2 separate regions of the Mus musculus genome follow, and region 2 is linked to region 1. Evidence: chromatin contacts called from ENCODE POLR2A ChIA-PET data. All regions are on one chromosome and are shown on one strand. Each heading gives the region's core, a stretch centred on a gene start or an enhancer-like site at or near the end of the contact. The rest is flanking DNA. Distances are from core to core; before and after follow the strand shown. Region 1 holds the start of Tsc22d4 (TSC22 domain family, member 4). Region 2 holds the start of Ppp1r35 (protein phosphatase 1, regulatory subunit 35).

Region 1 (3,193 bases), core at 148-2,647:
TCTGTAGCCAGCTGGGATTGGTTCTCAGGTATACGCACGGGGTAGTTGTGTGGACATGGGTGTGTGTCCAAGCACTTGGGGAAGCAGAAGTGAGCAACTTCATCTTCCCATCTACCTAAGTGTTTATATGAGGGACAAAGATGAGAAGGTAGCAATGCCTGTTCTGGGCTGAGGAGTGGCTCAGCAGGTAAAAGTTCTTGCTACTCAAGCATGAGGACCTGAGTTCAAATCTTCAGTAGCCACATGAGAAGCCAGGCATAACCATGTGTGCCTATAACCTCAGTGTTGTGGAGAATAGATGTAGAATTATTGGGGCTTGCTGGATGCCTACCAAGCTATGCATTCAATGAGAGACCCTGAGTAGGACACCCAGTGTGGTCCTGTGGCTAACAAACACACACAAGTGTGTGCAACTACTCATTCATGTGCACACACACGCCACACACATGTCTACCCTACCACCAACAGCCTTCTTGGATAGTTTGCTTTCTCCAATTTTCCCTTTTTAAGAGAGGGAAACACCGTATCAGAGATTTGATTTCATATACTGGAGCAGGAGCAGGATAGACAGGATGGCTCAGTGGGTAAAGGGCCTTACCACCAAACCGGATGGTTGGCACTATTCCATCCTTGGACCCACATAGTGGAAGAGAAAACTGACTCCTTCAAGTTGACCTCCAGATCTACACATACATACATTCACAGTAAAAAAAAAAAAAAAAAAAAAAAAAAAAAAAAAAAATTCAAATATTGCAGCAAAATCCGAGAAAAGATATTGGAGGAATAAAACACGTTTGGGTACAGCTGATACTTGTTACAAGTCCATGATGGCGTGTATGGGCGTTCATTCTCCTAGTTCCTCTACTTTAGGGCATGTTTGAAAATTTTCATAGCCGCTCGCTTTTGAAAACAGAGTGGGGAAAGGAGTTTCTCGTGAATTTACGGTGAAAACCAGAGACGCTGTGACAAATCACAGCCAGTGGGTCACATTGACTATGTATTTATGGACAGTCAGGTACCCAGAACATGTCTGGCACGTTCCTTGAGACTCTTTTGGAGAACCTGCAAAAGCCTACAAGTAAGGGAATCCCTGGCCTCCCGCAGGCTCCTCCTCTTTTTCTCCGCCCTCATGCCCCTCCCTCCGAGGAAGAGTTGCCTGGAACCTGGCAGGTGTAGGGTTAAAGCAACCAGTTTGGGACCCGCAGCGGCAGAAGCTGCAGCAGCAACAGCAGCAGCTACAGCAGCAACTGTAGGCTGCGGCTGCGGCTGCGGCTGTGGCAGGCCTGGCTCCGGGCCAGCTGGCAGGGAGCCTTAGGAGGGAGGAGGGAGGAGGGAGGAGGAAGAGGGGAAGGAGGAGGAGAGGAGCAGTGAGCAGGCCCGAGAAGGCAGGACTTCCTGGTGTGGGGGTTGTCAACAGCCCAGAAAGAGAGCCAGAGACCCAGACCGAGACGGAGCGGAGCTGAGGAGCTGAGAGATACATCCAGTGGGGCCACGTGGGAGGAGCCTTGAGAGAGAGCCACTCAAGGGACTGGAGCCAGCGGGGGGCTGAGCCGCCCCCTCCCACAGCAACAGGGAAGACCCGTGGAGTGTTAACCGAGGCTGCGCCTGGGCTCCCCCGTGGAAGCGCTGGTTTCTTCTCGTCTCAACTGCAAACTTTCCACCGAGATGCCTCGCAGAGTGAGATGCGGACGCCAGAGAACACTGGGTAGCCCTTGATTGCTGCCTGCCGTGGCCTGCTCTAGGCCGCCTTAGGATTTAAAAAAAAAAGAGAGAGAGAGAGAGAGAGAGATCTTAGTCCCCCAGGTCTTCTCTCCAGCTCAGCTCGGTGGCCGAGGCCCGAGAGGTAGGTAGTTCTCCCGGGCTGGGCGGGGCGCTTGGCTTGGCGGGCAGTGCCTAACCAGCGATGGGGGAACTGGAATGGGGGTGGGGTGGGCTTGAGGCCCGGCAGAGGCCTCAGGGTGGCCCTTTCAGGGGAGGAGCCGATTCACCCCTGTGCCCCTGGCCATGGAGATACGTGTTGGGGACGAGTTTGGATCTCAAGCATGAAATGTCCAACTTTGGGTCCCAGCTGCTTCTTCCTGTTGTGGGTGTTCTGAATTCTGTCCCCTCTGCTCCGGTCTGTCATTTCTACTTGTCTCTGGGTCTCTAGTGGCTTTCTTCTTCCTCCCTCCAGTCGGCTCCCCCGAGAGGAAGCCCCGGAGGTGGTTTGGCCCCTGCTTTTTCTTTTGCTCACGTACACACACTCTCGCTCACTTTCTGTCTCTTTCTTTTTCCAGTTTGCAAGCTCAGCTTTGGGGTTTCAGCGGCGACAGCAGCAGGAAAAACCTGCCCCTGCCCCCCCCTCCTGCCACCTCCCCTCTGTACTCCAGTCACTAACCAGGCACCCCCAAGTTCCCACAAGGCCCTCCTGCCATGTCGGACCCAGACGTCCCCAGGGGCCCCGATGTCCCTGCCATGTGGCCCCCTTGTTCCAGAGGTGCCTGAGCCCCTCTCCAGGAGCCCAGCCCCTCCCCCACCCGAGCCCAGTCCGGAGCCCCAGGGACCATGAGTGGTGGTAAGAAGAAAAGTAGTTTTCAGATCACCAGCGTCACCACGGACTATGAGGGCCCAGGAAGCCCAGGGGCTTCGGATTCCCCTGTCCCACCGGCTCTCGCTGGGCCCCCGCCCCGCCTCCCCAATGGGGACCCCAACCCTGATCCAGGGGGCAGGGGCACCCCCCGGAATGGCTCTCCGCCACCTGGAGCCCCTGCCTCCCGTTTCCGGGTGGTGAAGCTGCCCCAAGGTTTGGGAGAGCCTTATCGTCGAGGTCGGTGGACGTGTGTGGATGTTTACGAGAGAGATCTGGAGCCTCCAAGCTTCGGTCGGCTTCTGGAGGGCATTCGAGGGGCCTCTGGAGGCACCGGAGGCAGATCATTGGATTCTAGGTTGGAGCTGGCTAGTTTGGGCATAAGCACCCCTATCCCGCAGCCAGGCCTGTCTCAGGGCCCCACCTCTTGGCTCCGCCCGCCCCCTACTTCTCCTGGACCACAGGCCCGCTCCTTCACAGGGGGGCTGGGCCAGCTGGCAGGACCTGGCAAGGCTAAGGTGGAGACACCCCCGCTGTCAGCATCTCCACCCCAGCAGCGCCCCCCAGGGCCTGGGACTGGAGATAGTGCTCAGACCCTGCCCTCTCTGAGGGTAGAAGTGGAGTCTG
Region 2 (3,478 bases), core at 477-2,976, 33 kb after region 1:
CCAGGACAGCCAGGGCTACACAGAAAAACCCTGTCTGGACCCCCTCCCCCCCCAAAAAAAAGTGGAAAGTGAAATTCATTACGCACATCCACACACACACACACACACACACACACACACACACACACATACACACACACACACCATTCATTGCCCAGGTCTTGTATTTGACCTAACATCCTTGAAACTACCAGGTAAGTCTTTTTGAAAAGTACAAACAGCTTCCCCAGCCCAAAGGCTGACTCCTCCGAGGTCTGTAGCAGACGTGGCCTCTCTGCTCCGACCTGATGTTCCCAGCTGGGTGTTTGAGAGATAACCTTGATTTATGATTGTCTGTGTTCCTTGTTCATGTAAGAACTTTATGACCCCATTACCATATTTGGGTGTGGTATTTGGGGAGATCTGAATTTGTTTCTGGACTATAGTCGCTCTCCTTTTGGTTTCACCAGAAATGATCTTATTACCTTTAAGGTTCCAGCTGTGTTTTGCATTATAAGGAGAAACCCTCTTAGTCACAGGAGTTACAGGCTTATCCAAATGCAGACTCCGAGTACTGGTCACCTGCCTTCACAACCATCAGCATTAGCTGCCGGCTTTCTTTTAATGCGTATGTGCTAAATGAATGCTGCACATCTGTGTGTGTAGGTGCAGTCTCCCCATTTATGTGTGTGTGTGTAGAGGCCAGAAATGAACATCAAGGTGTCTTCCTCTATCACTGCCCACCTTATTTGTTAAGGCAGGGACTCGATGTGAGCCTGGAGCTCCATGTTTTGGCTAGGTTGGCTGGCCATTGAGCCCCGGGGGTTATTGGGTTTTACACAGATGCAGACGCAGGGGATCCAAACTCAGATTCTTTCTTATTCGTTCCTTTCCTTTGTTTTTGCTTTTCAAGACAGGGTTTCTCTGTGTAGCCCTGACTGTCCTGGAACTCACTCCGTAGACCAGGCTGGCTTCGAACTCAGAAATCCGCCTGCCTCTGCCTCCCAAGTGCTGGGATTAAAGGCGTGTGCCACCACGGCCCAGCTGCTTCTAACTCCTAAGCCGTCATTGCTTTTTAAAAATGTCTCTGTGTGTTGTGTGTATGTGGTGGTGTGGTTTGGTGGACTGAGAGACTAGGATGTGGATTTTCCTTAGTCTAAGTGTGCATCAGAGGACAACAGAAAGGAGTCAGTTCTCTCCTTCCACCACGTGTGACCCTGGAATTGTCAGTCTTGATGGCAATCGCCTTTACCCTCTGAACCAACCCCCAGGATATGGATTTAAAATTAAGGCAATATTCCGTCAATTCCCTTAGTACTTCCTTATGCAAATATCAGAATCCAGGGATTTTGCAACGAATCTGCTTCCACGTACAGGGAAGATTTGATCGGCGTTCAAAAATGACCAAAACCTTCAGGAAGGGGGGTGGGGGCGCCACTCGGGACCTCTAGATGCGAGAGCAGCGAGGATATTGTTACAGTGAAAGAGGACTAACGCTTTAATCCCAGAACAAATGAGCATTAGAGTCTGACAGGCAAAGACGCCACACCCCCGTTCCCTAAGGAAAAGTAGTCTAGATAGGAATCCGTAGAGTACCTAGGGCACCGTCGCTCTAACGCCCCGCCTTAAAGGCGAAGTTAGCGTGTGAGGGCGGAAGTGCGTCCGGAAGCTGGAGGGCGGAGCGGTGGGAATGACGTCCAGGAGCGCCAATGGAGTGGCGCGGCGGGCGTGTCTTACTCCGGTGGGTAAGGGCTAACGGTTTCCGGTAGTGGTAGCCCCGGAGGGTGGGAGAAAAGAGGAGACCCCGCGTCCTGAAACCCCGAGCCTTTAGAACAAGATGATGGGCTTCGGGGCGTCTGCGTTAGAGTCCATTGAAGGCGAAGAGGCCCTGGAGGTCCCGGGGCCACCCCCGGAGCCGCGAGCCCCGGAACCCCGAGCCCCAGAGCCCGAGCCGGGCTTGGACTTGAGCCTTAGCCCGAGCCCGCTGCCCGAAAGTCCGAAGGCGCGGAAGAGCAGCCCGGGTCAGCGGAAGGGGCGGCGGGGCGGTAGCCGGAGGGGGCGGCAGGTGAGCGGCGTGAAGGCCCGGCCCCCCGCCCGCCGAGCGCCCCGGGATCTGCAGCTCACGGTTCCGCCCTCCACTCCCAGGTTCGTTTTCAACTGGCGCCGCCCTCCCCGGTGCGGTCCGAGCCGCTGCTGGTGGCCGGTGCACCGGGCGACGATCATGAGCTGGAGGCACCGGCCCTGCAGAGCAGCCTGGCTTTGAGTCTGGAGCTGCAGAACGCGCGCGCCGCTGTCGCCAGCGGCCAGTTTGATGCCTCCAAGGCGGTAGAGGAGCAGCTGAGAAAGTCGTTCCGGACCCGCTGTGCCCTGGAGGAGACCGTGGCGGAGGGTGAGGGGGGCAGGCGGCCGGCCGGGCGCGGTGGTCTGGGTGAAGGGCGATCCTCAGTCCCGCCTTCCCTGCGCTCGCAGGGTTGAACGTGCCGCGCTCTAAGCGACTCTACCGAGACCTGGTGAGTCTGCAGGTGCCCGAGGAGCAGGTACTGAACGCGGCGCTGAGGGAGAAGCTGGCGATGCTGCCACCGCAGCCCCGAGCCCCGCCCCTGAAGGTGAAGGAAGGGATGCAGGGACCTGGACATCCCTCTACCCCCTGGGCTCTCTTCCTCCACCTCGAGTGTAACCTGCTTCACCTTCCCATAGGAGGTGCTCGGGCCGGGCCCAGACATGACCATGCTGTGCAACCCAGATTCTCTGTGGTCCGAATCTCCGCACTTGACAGTGGATGGGCTGCCCCCACTAAGGCTTCAAGCCCGGCCCCGCCCTTCAGAAGATACCTTTCTCATGCATCGGATGCTGAGGCGCTGGGAAGCGTAGCCCTCATAACTCTGGAATGCTAGTCTGTAATTTTGTTAGTTTTTTTTTTTTTTATAATAGAATAAAATGTTTCCCCCCCTAAATTACCGAACTGTTCTTGGGAGTTTAGATAGGATTAAACTGCTTCAGGGTCTTCTACCCTTTTCCTGCCCCGACCCCCATGGCAAGTGGAAAGCACTGTCCCAAGTGTGGGGTCAGACCTTCCTCTCCATTTAAATCCCCAGCTTTAGTTATTAGAACTTGAGCCTTAGCCTGACACCGAGGCTCCAAGAATGTCCCAGCACTTGGGAGGCTGAGGCAGAAGGATTCTATGTCCAAGGACAGTCTGAGTTACACAAATTATTTTGATACGGTTTCAGGCAGGGTAGGTTCAGATGAGTGGTAGTACCTGGGGAAAGCATGTACAAAGCCCTAGGTTCAATCCCCAGAGTTGAGTGTGCAAGTGTGTAGTCAAACAGTAGTCAAAGTGTTTTAAATTCCACTTTGGCTGGGTGTGATGAACACTTGAGGTAGAGACAGAATCAGGAATTCCAGGCCAACCTAAGTTACCAAGTAACTGTGTCAAAACAACACTGCACACATACTGCTCTAGTTGTACAAACTATTATTTGTCTCTCTACATAGCTCT

What was found. ChIA-PET counts read pairs that join two places held with the same protein, here RNA polymerase II (POLR2A).
Region 2: POLR2A ChIA-PET joins it to region 1 with 37 read pairs in Patski. The contact joins the promoter of Ppp1r35 here to the promoter of Tsc22d4 in region 1. POLR2A ChIA-PET finds 5 or more read pairs at or near these places in 3 of 5 experiments (Patski and embryonic stem cell).

The regions. Positions count from the first base shown.
Region 1 is chr5:137,744,572-137,747,764 of GRCm38, forward strand. It overlaps Tsc22d4 (TSC22 domain family, member 4), which reads left to right and starts at 1,398. Exons shown (of 5, transcript NM_023910.6): 1 at 1,398-1,843; 2 at 2,277-3,193. The coding sequence starts at 2,545.
Region 2 is chr5:137,777,178-137,780,655 of GRCm38, forward strand. Ppp1r35 (protein phosphatase 1, regulatory subunit 35) reads left to right here and starts at 1,727. Exons shown (of 4, transcript NM_027242.5): 1 at 1,727-2,044; 2 at 2,125-2,368; 3 at 2,449-2,585; 4 at 2,677-2,930. The coding sequence starts at 1,817. The coding sequence ends at 2,850.